Linked DNA regions of Homo sapiens: region 2 is linked to region 1. A link is a contact called in ENCODE Hi-C data. All regions are on one chromosome and are shown on one strand. The core of a region is the stretch at or near the end of the contact, and the rest is flanking DNA. Distances in the headings are between cores, read along the strand shown.

Region 1 (5,717 bases), core at 839-3,338:
TGAGAGTCAGAATGGGGATTGGGGGGCAGTCAGAAACGGGGCAGGCTCCCAGGCTCTGCTCTTGTGACGGAGCACCTCTGCAAGAGAAGACGACACGGGTCTCATGTGCTCCAAGGGTGGGAGGTCACAGAGGAGCTGGCAGAGAAGAGTCCCAAAAATATCCAAGGCGTGTCTCGATGAGACCATCTGAAGGCGGCGCTTTGCTCCCTACGCCGGGGACAGCGCCCGCCAACACTGTGGCCTCCACAGCCTGACAAAGCTGTGAGCTGCGTGGGAAGCCATCGGCCTTGGCCATGGCCATGCACCTGCAGCCCAAATGGAGACAGTTTCTCCTCTGCATCTCATCACAGATGTTACCCTGGTTCCTGCACTGATTCAAATACATCTATGGCTTTTATTTTATTTTATTTTATTTTTTTGAGACCGAGTCTCACTCTGTTACCCAGGCTGGAGTGCAGTGGTGCAATCTCAGCTCACTGCAACCTCCGCCTTCTGGGTTCAAGCAATTCTCCTGCCTCAGCTTCCCGAGCAGCTGGGATTACAGGCACACACCACCACACCTGGCTAATTTTTGTATTTTTAGAAGAGACGGGGTTTCACCATGTTGGCCAGGCTGGTCTCAAACTCCTGACCTCAAGTGATCCGCCCACCTCAGCCTCCCAAAGCGCTGGGATTACAGGTGTGAGCCACCATGCCCAGCCATCTATGGCTTTTAACTGCTTTCTAAAGTAGGAAAGCCCTTTGCCCTAGTAAAGGCATTTGTACCTGAAACGTTACCACAGATTGTAACAGCGAGGCCAGATGCAAGGCCCCAGGACAGTAGGGTCCTAACACCCACTTCAGGTTCTTCATCTTCCTTATCCTCTCAGGCCTGGGAGACCCTCCTCAGGGAGCAGGCCTGGCTCCTGGGCCACACCAGTTCACCTCCTCCCTCCAATAGCAGGACAACTTGAGGGGTGAAGGTTTTGCCTACAAGGGCCCCAGGCTCCTGCATGTGAAGCCAGGCAGCCTCTGATCCCCACACCCCTGTGCTCCCCAGCACACCCGGGGACACGCACACCACAGCCTCCCCCAAGGAGCTGTGTGCAGAAAGAGGATGCTCGGAAGAAGTAAAATGTCCTGGCCTCATCTATGATGTTAAATAAAAGACATTTTGGCCAATGTGACACCAAGATAAAGCCACTGTCTCTCGTGGGAAAGGCACATGTGCTGATGCCACCCTGAGGCCCCTTCACGGCCCATACAGAAGACCCTGAGCAAGAAAACTTCGCCAGGAGTGTCTCCCCATAGGGAGGGGCCTCTCACTGGGGCTCCCGTGAGCAATGGGAACAGATTGGAAAGCACAGGATAGCAATGACACCCACACACCATAGCTCTCGGTCAGAACAGAGGGGCCCACACACCACAGCTCTCGGTCAGGACGGAGGCGCCCACACACCACAGCTCTCAGTCAGGACGGAGGTGCCCACACACCACAGCTCTCAGCTCAGAACAGAGCTGCGTGCCTCGGCCACAGACACCTCCCTAAGGAACCCACCCGCCAGGCACCACTGACCATCAGGAGTGAAGCCACACTCAGAAAATCCACTGAATGAGCCCTGAAGGGGGAACTCCCTCCAAGAAGGCACCTTACAGAAATGCTGAACCTCACTGGACCCTCATCCTCCTTTTCAGAGGGCAGCACACTGCTCTCACTCCCAGGGTCCAGAAGCTTCCATCTGATCCCTAAGCCACACAGTCAAGGCCAGGCCCTCCAAAGTCCACCCTGAGCCTAGCCGGACAAACCTGGGTGTGATCAAAGGCCTGGGGTATGGGCACACCTCACTTCTCAGGACCCACATTAAAAAGAAACATCAAATAAGAACCAAAGAGAGACTGAAGACAATCCTACAGCCCCTTTCCATGCTCCCTCAGCGAGTTCCTCTTAACGTCAAAGCAGCTGGAGGGGAGCGAGAGCACCTGGTGCCTTCCCAGCTTCCAACAGGCAATCCCAGGTTTCCGTGGAAGACTTCACAGTGCCCTTGCTGAAAGCCGGCCTCCAGGAATCCCTGCACACCAGCCTCCCCTGGATCACGTCATCCTGCCCTCGCCTCCTCACCCAACTGGGGCCGCGTCCTCCTCTCTGCAGGGCGGAGCCGCTGCCGGCCCAGCACCCACGGGAAGGCCCCTGCTCCGGCAGCTCACAGACAAATCTCCACAAGCAAGTTTCTGCCTCCAGAAACCTATGTCAAGATGTCCAAAGGAGAGGGAGAGATGGATTAGAGGAGTGACAGAGGCCTGCTGCACTAGGCGCCTGGCTAGTGACGTCCCACGGGAGGAGACAGGGTCAAAAGCAGGTCACCAGCTCTACAGAGCACATGAGAAACATAAGCATGAAGGTGCTCAGGCGTGAAGGGAAGACGCCCACCTTGGGAGAAAGAGTCACATCTTTCATTCATTTCATTCACTCCAGGATGAGCTCACAGGCAATTCAAGCCTCCAGATGGCGGGCACAGCAGCGTGCCACAAACAACACAGAGAGAGGGCACGGGGGGACAGGGGCTGCACAGAGGACACTAGGTGGAGGGAGGGGAGAGGGAGGAAGAGGGGGAGGGAAGACTGCTCATTGAGATGTCAGGCTCAGCCTGGATACCAGCCCCATGGCAGGCCCTGCACTGTCGGCCAGAGGGGCAGGACACATGGTCAGCCGGGGCACATAAGCAGGTCCCCGCCAAGGAGTGCCAGGACTCCGACATGAGCACCCTCCCAACCAGCACACTGCCAGGGCAGGCACCACCACAGGAGCTCACCCCACAAAGCCCTGCCGATACTGGGTAGCAGCACTGGTTGCCACCACTGGACCTGCGTCCTGGAGAGACAGGTCCTCTAACTGGACAAACAGAAAGCCCGCCTGACCCCGACAGGAGCCCTCCCTGACAGTGCAGAGGGGAACAGCTGGCAAGCAGAGCCAAGCAAAAACGCAACTCTCAAAACGACACTTCTCACCTGACAAATACCACAGGACACATTCTGTTACAGGATTATTCTCATCGCATCACACATACAAGGAAAACCAGACCTAACCCAACTCACTACATAAAACCTCGAAGAGCAGGGCAGGACAGGTCCTCTCTAAATCAACAAAGCATGTGAGGACAGCTGCCTGGGTGAGGCAGTCCTGTAGGAGAGGGGACGGCCACTTCCCCTAAAACAAGGCACCACAGAGGATGTGTGAGCTGAGCTGGACAAGACGACGGTCTGAAGGAAGTGCCTTGCCCAGCAGGCACAGTGGCCCCCGGGAGAGGACAGCGGGGTGTGCAGCAGGGACAGTGGCCCCCGGGACAGGCCAGAGGGGCGTCCAGCAGGGACAGTGGCCCCCGGGACAAGCCAGCGGGGTGTGCAGCAGGGACAGTGGCCCCCAGGACAGGCCAGGGGGGCGTCCAGCAGGGACAGTGGCCCCCGGGACAGGCCAGCAGGGTGTGCAGCAGGGACAGTGGCCCCCGGGACAGGCCAGGGGGGCGTCCAGCAGGGACAGTGGCCCCCGGGACAGGCCAGCAGGGTGTGCAGCAGGGACAGTGGCCCCCGGGACAGGCCAGGGGGGCGTCCAGCAGGGACAGTGGCCCCCGGGACAGGACAACGGGGCGTCCAGCAGGGACAGTGGCCCCCGGGACAGGCCAGGGGGGCATCCAGCAGGGACAGTGGCCCCCGGGACAGGCCAGCAGGGTGTGCAGCAGGGACAGTGGCCCCCGGGACAGGACAACGGGGCGTCCAGCAGGGACAGTGGCCCCCGGGACAGGCCAGGGGGGCGTCCAGCAGGGACAGTGGCCCCCGGGACAGACAGCGGGGCGTCCAGCAGGGACAGTGGCCCCCGGGACAGGACAGCGTGGCGTCCAGCAGGGACAGTGGCCCCCAGGACAGGACAGCAGCGTGTCCAGCAGGGACAGTGGCCCCCAGGACAGGACAGCGGGGTGTCCAGAGCCACAGCCAGAGCCTGGGTTCTCAGTACATGCTCCTCCCTGACAGGCAAATGCTCTGCTGGTCCCAAGTCTTGGGGGTGAGGCCCTGACAGGTCTGGGTGCACAGTAGGTGAGGGACCCACCACGGCGCTGGTACTGGCTGGGGCAGGCTCAGGACCCCCGTTCACGTCCACACTCCTGTCCCGCTTGGTGTCCTCCAGGTCTGTCACCGTGCTGGGGCCCTTCTTCTTCTTGAGCTTTGCCAAGATGGAGGACTCCCGCTCCGGGAATGGGGGCATCTCCTCCAGCACGGTCGCCTTGGAAAGAACACAGGGTGGGACTGGTCAGAGCTCCTGGCCTCCAACCCTCAGCCAAGCCAGCCCGAAGGGCGGGGGCCTCCTACCAGAATGTCGGTGCTGGCCACGGTGCTGAGCCGCAGGTACTCCACAGCACGCTGCTGCAGCTCCACGTCTGCGTTCCTGAGCTGGCTGTCGCTGCGCAGCACGTCCTGGATGGTGGGCTTCACCTCCGGGAAGAGGTTCACGAACTTGATGTAGGTGGACAGGAGCAGCGCGCGGGTGGGGACGCTGCACAGGTGGAACTTGGAGTGCAGCAGGTGGAACTGGATCAGCGGGCTGGGGACGGGGAGGCACAACACAGGGACACCGTCGTCCCCTCGCAGGCTGCAGCACGCCCCCGCGGGGGGGGGACGGCGGCGAGACCCCCTGGCCTGCACCAGAGGCCGCTGGTCGGGACCCTCTTCCAGCTCCAGATCCCACCGCAAAGACGCCCCTTTCACTAAGTCAGCCATCAACCCCACGTCTCCATTTTCTACTAGAATCCCTGCTTTTTCTATCAACTGAAGGAAAACAAAAAGACGCCGATGGGGAGCAGAAGCGGCTCTGCGAGGCCTCACGGCAGGGCCAGCTGGTGCCTCGCCTCTTGCCACCGACCACCGAGAGGCCCGCCGGAGCGCACACAGCCCCGACTCGCAAAGGGCCTCTCACCTGGATCTCGGGTCTCCAGCTATCAAGTTTCCAAACTCCCCCAGGATGTAGCCGCCCACTTTGACCAGGTTCTCGTGGCACGCGGGAGCCTGAAGAGCCTGCGAAGCACAAACAATGAGCCGGGGTGGCAGCCAGGTGCCAGAGTTAAGGCGAGGCGGGCACGTCCTGGCGCGGTGCACCCTACACCAGCACCAGCCCCTCAGCTTCCTGGAGACCCCAGTCCAAGTGCCCATCCCTGCCTTCCTCAGCACCCTCAGTACCTGTGTCAGCAGCAAGGAACCCAAGGCTGCCACACGCTGACCTGCCCTGGAGGGAGCTGCAGCATCCACAACAGGCTCTGGCTGGGGAGGTTCTGCCAGCGTCCTCATGGCACACCCCTTGCCGGTGGCCTAACCCTCTCCGACGGACAGGGCAGGCCCCACCACGGCATGCCCCAGCATGCTCTCACACACACAGAGGCCGGCTTTCTCAGGTGGCCCCCAGAGAGCCAGAAGTTTGAGAGTTAGGGTGAGAAGAAACTGGGACTCAGCAAGGGGCACCAACAGTGGAGGAGCTAGAGCCTCAGGGAAGAGCTGAGGGGCAAGAGGGGTCAGCAACGGCCCTCGGCACCTCCACGCAGGCAGGCTGGAACCACTCACTGCTCACCTTCTGCAACTGCCCTCCACCCCATCCTTCCTGCCATCCTGCGGGCCATACCTCGAACACAGTCTTGGCCGCGTAGCCCTGCACGTCGTCCCGGTTGATGACGATCTGAATGACTCGGTACCACACCTCT
Region 2 (6,062 bases), core at 1,223-3,722, 54 kb before region 1:
AGGGGGAGGGGAGGGCATGGCCTTGGTTGCTACCAGCCCCCGCACTGGCATTCGGGCAGCATGGGGGCACATTTTGGGCCTGGGGGACTGTGCCATCGTGGCCAGGAGCACCTTGAGAAGCCAGGAGGGCTGGCCAGGGTGGGGCAGAGCAGAGCAGGGCAGGGACAATCTGCCCAGACGTCTCACCACCCCTCAGACACCCCCAGACTTGCCTGGGCCAGGATAAATACGCAGTCCTTGCCCCAAGGCCCAGAATTAGGTACGTGGGTACCTGCATGTCTGGCCGGGTCCCCTGCCTCTCTGTGCAGAATCCTGATGCCCCCTGGCAGGCCTAGGGGTTCAGCAGAAGCAGGTTGCAGCCCCCACACCCCTCTAATGGGCCACATAGAAGGTGGGCCAAGGGCAGTGGATGGGGGGCCTGGGACACAGCAGCTGGGACACTGCCCCAGGACCAGGGTCGGGTCCAGGAGTGGAGAACCCAGGGCAGTGACGGGGAGAGCAGACAGACCTGGGTTGAGATGGTGTCTGGGTGGGAGTCCAGGGGGCCGGGGGCCCAGCTTCCCAGGTGCCAGGGGAGCCCCCGCCCCTGAGTCCTTGGTGAGCTGAGTCTCCAGGGTGTGGTGCTCCCAGCATCCTAGCCAGGCCTTGTGGCTGCAGAGGGACAGAAACCAGGCCCAGCTTCCTGCTGGGGGGGTCACCTCTCCCCAGGGGTCCAGGACACCGCTGCATCTGAAAATGAGCAGGAAAGGGGTGCTCAGTGCAGCCTCAGGGCCTTGGGGACCCCCTTGGATCTTGCCAGCTCCCGAAATGCAGAGAGAGAGTCGGGCAGTGGGGCCAGGGCTACAGCCCCCATGTCTCCTCAACGTCTGCCTGGCTCTGTCTACCTCAGGGAACCAGGGCTCCTCATACCGGACCTGGCCTCTACCCGCCCAGGGCGCTTGGAGCAAAGACTGTGGTCCCAGGTTCCCCGACAGTGGAAGCTTCCCTGCCCAGCCCAAGCCGTCTGCAGCCAGACCAGAGGCTGGTGTGGCACCATGGAAGGTTCCGGAGGGCGAGAGCCGTGATGCTGTAGCCCGCCAGCAGGTGGCACCTGGCACCCGCACCACAGCCCGGAGGAGGGCTGGGCAAGGCGTGTGCTCAGGGCCGTGTGGCCCAGGTGTGTGCCTGCGTGTGCCTGCATGTTGGCAAGTCCGGTGCCCGGGTGGCTCTCAGGCATCTTGGGGAGAACAGTCAGCCCACAGCCGGGCCAGAGCCCTCTGGCCCCATTGATGGGAGGCTCTGGGACAGACAGCACTGAGAAGGGAGAGAAGCTGGGCAGGTGGGGCAGGTGGGGCCACCGGGCAGGCGTGAGGGTGACCCTGCCAAGTGGCACAGGGACGATCTGAGTCCTGCAGGGCCCGGCAGCGCCTGAATAATGGGAGAAGCTGTGTGAGCCGTGCACGGGCGGGACAGCAAGGCGGGCGGGCGTGGGTCCTGTACACACGGGTGTGGGTGTGGCTGAGCGACCACTCGCCCTCTCACATCCCCTGCAGTGAGCGTGGGGGCACTGGCCCCTCATTTCCCAGCCCCGCTGGGCCCACCTCCTGCCTGGCCCTCCCAGGGACTGACGTGTGGCCACCTACCCCTCGAACCGCAGGGGTTGCCTGTCCCCGCCTCTGTCCCTGCACCTCAGGCCCATCCCCGCCCTTGTCCCCGCACCTCGGGCCTGTCCCCGCCTTTGTCCCCGCAACTCAGACCTTTGGTGACACCTGTGGGCTCAGGCGCCACATGGGGCCCAGGACACTGGGGCCGCAGCACATCGGGGAGGGGAGGCTGCAGTCTGGGCCCAAGGGCATCCAGCCTCTCCACTCCCTCCCCGGTGACCTTGGGCAGGCTGCCCCCTCTCTGTGCCTGTTTCCTCATCTACGTGGGTACAGAACCCGTCTCCACCTGCAGTAAATCCAGTGATGGCGGGAGTGTCCCGCCAGCTGCACTCTAGGACCCGTTCGCTACAAGGATTGCACTGGGGGATGCCCTGTCCCCAGCTGGCCCGGCTCTGTCATGGCCTGGACCCTCCCTGCCTGGGCACGTCTGACCCAGAGAGAGGGAAGGCCACCAGGGCAACCCCAGAGGCCTGTCCAGCTCAGAGCCAGCCCCTCCTGCACCAGGGTCCCCTGAGATTCACCCTGACAGGCAGCAGGAAGGCAGGGTGCCTGGTGGCCTCCTTCCCCCAGGGATCTGGGGAGGGTCTGGGCTGGGCTCTTCTTTGACAGGCCGCCCGGGCCCCACCTCAGGCCTGGAGGAAAGTGGAGGGGTCCACACCGTGGCCGACCCTGGGACTGGAGACACATGGGCACCAGGACACGCGAGGCCCATGGGGGCCAGGGAAGTCCCCAGAATCCCCACTCACCACTCTGGGGTGGGAAGAGGCAGGGCCAGCCTGTCGACATGCATCTCCTGCTGTCCAGAGAATGCTCCCGACGTCCCCATTTTCCTACAGAAGAGGACATCCTTGCTGGGAAGCCGGTGGCTGCAGCCAGTCAATGGTGACTCCCAGAAGGTTCCAGGCCCCGCCCAGCCAGAACCCCAGAGCCAGACCTGGGGCCACAGGGCATGACGCAGCTCTGCCTATACAGGGACAGGCAGCTGCCCACGGCCATGGGCACAGGCTTTGAGGAAGCGACAAGGCTCTTGCACCAGCAGATTAAAATGCTGCCAAGCGGAAGAGTCTGTCAAAGCTCTCAAGGAGCAGCTGGTTCAGGGCCAGCAGGTGCTGGGGTGGTAGGGGGGCCCCTTGGCTGCTGTGACGGTGCCTGTCCCTGGCTCCCAGCCCGGGAGCCCCAGCAGTGCCTTGTACAGCCGGCCCAGACATGCAAAGGGCCAGAGCCCGGCACGCGGCAGTGTTGACTGTCATCATTGTTATTGCCATCATCATCATCATCATCATCATTGCTATTATTATATTATCATCAGGAAACTCACCTACATTCTGCAGGCTGTGGGTGAGGCCAAGGAGCAGAGGGCTGGGGGTTGATGTGGGCCGGCAAGGTCCAGGCCAGGAGGGTTCATCCCAGGGATGCCAAGACCCAGCAGAAGGTTAGCAGGGGAGGAGAGACCCTTACCCCAGGGTGACCCCACGGCGGGGGCTGCATGTGGGCACCAACTGGAGGCCTGCGGGAGGCAGGTGTGGCTCGGAGGCTCTTTGGCAAGGTGGGAGCCGGGGGTCCCTTAAGAAGTCCACCTTAAGAGGTCCTCCAGAGTGACCCAGGGAGAACCATTCTCCAACCCACCCACTCCTGGATCTCAGGCTCCCAGGACGCAGAGAGACTCTGAGCCATCTCCCGGGTTGTGCTGCTTGGTTATGGTGGCCCCAGGAAAGCGAATCAAGAGTTGCAGCAATGCTGCCCAGCCCCACGAGCAGGGAAACCAGAGCCAGGAGGTGGCGATAGGGACTGCGGGTGGGTGGACCGCGGGGCTGGGGTGTGTTCTCTTCCTGCTACTCTTCTACATTTTTCCAGGTTTTATTTAGTGACTATGTTCCACTCTGTATTAAAGTATCAAGATTCCATTTCATCAAGGACTAGCATTTTTAGCAAAGAGAGTAGCAGAGGCCAGGATTTAGCAACTAAAAAACTCCAGGAAATATGGGAAACAACATCTGTCAAGACGGTGGACATCAGGCGACGAAGAGAGTGGTCCCAGAGAGACAGCGGGTCCCTCCAACCTGGCTGCTATCCGGAAACGCCATGGCCTGAGCGGCATAAAAGCAACAGACACGCATCTCCACGGCTGCAGAGGACGGGACGTTCAAGATCCACACTCTGGCAGATTCGATGTCTGGTGAGGCCACTCCCTGGTTCACGGACGGCACCTTCCCACTGGGTCCCCTTCGCCTCTGGTAGAAGGGGTGGGAGAGCTCTCTGAGGTCTCTTTTTTTTTTTTTTCGAGACAGGGTCTCACTCTGTCACCCAGGCTGGAGTGCAGTAGCACAATCTCGGTTCACTGCAAGCTCACTTCCCAGGTTCGAGTGATTCTCCGCCTCAGCCTCCCGAGTAGCCGAGATTACAGGCGCCCACCACCATGCCCAGCTAATTTTCATATTTTTAGTAGAGACAGGGTTTCTCCATGCTGGCCAGGCTCATCTCGAACTCCTGAACTCAGGTGATCCACCTGCCTCGGCCTCCCAAAGTGCTGGGATTACAGGCGTGAGCCACCGCGCCCGGCTCTGGGATCTCTCCTGTAAGGACACTAACCCCATTCTTGAGGGCTCTGCCACCTCCCCAAGTCCCCACCTCCTAATATCGTCACCTTGGGCACCAGGATTTCAACACAGGAACCGGAGGGTGGGGAAGACACAAACGTTCAGTCCATGGCAGACAGGAAACAGCCCTAAACTGCCCAGGTCACCGCCTGAGGGTTTCCAGGACAAGGGGCCAGGAAGGAGAACTCAGGAAGAGCTCAGATGAGAGGCCGGGGAGACCACGGCAGCTGGAGTGCACAGGACACTGGCAGGGAGAGAGCTGCCCAGAGCAAAGCCTGGAGACCTGCAGAAGGTCCGTCTTGAGCGTTTGGCAGGGAACCCGCTCAGCACGTGCCTGGGAGGAGACTAAGGCTGGCGAGCAACGACCCGAAGGATTGGAAGGAAGAGCAGCGGAGCTCACAGAGGCTGGGAAAAGCACTGCTCCCGCCAGCACCACCGAGAAACCTCGCCACTCAAAGTTCACGGTGCGGTGGGCAGAGTGCCCCTCAGGGTCTTGCCTCAATGGTGAGGCGTAGTTTGCCCTGGACTCAGCACTGCTCTGAGCCCACCTACGAGCCACACGAGGCCCAGGAGGCCCAAACTCTCTCCAATCCCTTAATTATGTCCCAGAACAAAGCCCCAGGACACAAAAGTATCCAGCAGCCCACGAGGTAAAATTCACGAAGTCCAACCTCCATTCAAAGAGTACCAGGCAGGTAAAGAAAGGGGATAATTCCACCCATAATCAGGAGAAAATTCAACTAATCCAAACCACAAAACCAACACAGATGTTGGAATTAGCCGACAAAGACATTAAAACAGGCGTTACGACAGTATTCCATGTCATCAAAATGCTATGCTGAAAATTGAACGTATTTAGTAAAAAACATGAAACATATAAAAAAGGATCCAAATTAAACATCTAAAGATGAAAATGACTATGTGTGAGATGAAACACACTGGACAGGATTAACAACGGATGCGACAATGCAGAAGAGGACAGCGGTGAACTTGAAGACATAATAGAGACACAGAAAGACAAAAGAATCCAAAAAATAAACAGCTCCTTAGCGAGCAGTAGGTGGCAAAGCTTCGCGCAGCCTGACACGTCTGTAAACGGAGCCCACGAAGGGAGAGGAGGACAGGAAAAATTGAAGAAATCATGGCCATAATTTGTTCAAATCTGAGGAAAACTTGGCTGGGTGCGGTGGCTCACGCCTGTAATCCCAGCAATTTGGGAGGCCAAAGCAGGTGGATCACCTGAAGTCAGGAGCTTGAAACCAGCCCAGCCAACATGGTGAAACCCCATCTCTACTAAAAATACAAAAATTAGCTGGGTGTGGTAGCAGGCGCCTGTAATCCCAGCTACTCGGGAGGCTGAGGCGGAAGGACTGCTTGAGCCCCAGAGTTTGAGGTTGCGGCGAGCCGAGATTGCGCCATTGCACTCCAGCCTGGGCAACAGAGCAAGACTCTGTTTCAAAAAAAAAAAAAAAAAATTAATGAAAACTAAAACCCAGAGATACAAGAAGCTCAGTGAGTACAAAGTACAAGAAACATGAAGGAAATGACACCAAATCCTAATCATACAGAATCAGTGTAAAAGAGAAAATCTTAAGTTGTGGGGTGGGGGCGTGTTACAAAGAGGAAACATATTAAAATAACAACAGATTTTTTTGGCGGGGGAACTTGTGCCAGTAAGAAAACTAGAGCAGCACCTTTACAGTACAAACGGAAGAAGAAGCTGTCATCCTAGAAAAACATCTTTCAAAAACAAAGGCAAAAGGAAGATATTTTCAGACAAATAACCATTGCAGTGTCCATTAAGAAATGTTAAAGAAAGCCC

The links. A loop is a pair of places that touch in the nucleus more often than their neighbours do. Pooled maps may share reads with other maps.
Region 2: a map of endothelial cell of hepatic sinusoid shows a loop between it and region 1 (10-fold over the local background). The contact joins the promoter of LINC02688 here to the enhancer-like site in region 1. A Hi-C loop is called at or near these places in 2 of 168 maps with a recorded cell type or tissue (Caco-2 and endothelial cell of hepatic sinusoid), 1 of 37 single-sample maps with no recorded cell type and 3 of 50 pooled maps.

What each region holds. Positions count from the first base shown.
Region 1 is chr11:992,607-998,323 of GRCh38, reverse strand. AP2A2 (adaptor related protein complex 2 subunit alpha 2) reads right to left here. Exons shown (of 22, transcript NM_012305.4): 11 at 5,639-5,717; 12 at 4,943-5,040; 13 at 4,339-4,570; 14 at 4,079-4,252. Among named protein-coding and RNA genes, the nearest start is that of MUC6, 41 kb to the left of the region's middle. RefSeq lists an enhancer at 3,516-4,040. Within about 2 kb of position 2,088, at least 2 of the 41 ENCODE cell types and tissues checked have a DNase peak (open chromatin) inside an H3K27ac peak, as active enhancers do.
Region 2 is chr11:1,046,290-1,052,351 of GRCh38, reverse strand. It overlaps LINC02688 (long intergenic non-protein coding RNA 2688), which reads right to left and starts at 2,472. Exons shown (of 4, transcript NR_160890.1): 1 at 2,390-2,472; 2 at 509-729. LOC124902605 reads right to left here and starts at 2,660. Exons shown (of 4, transcript XM_047427955.1): 1 at 2,578-2,660; 2 at 2,390-2,473; 3 at 509-729.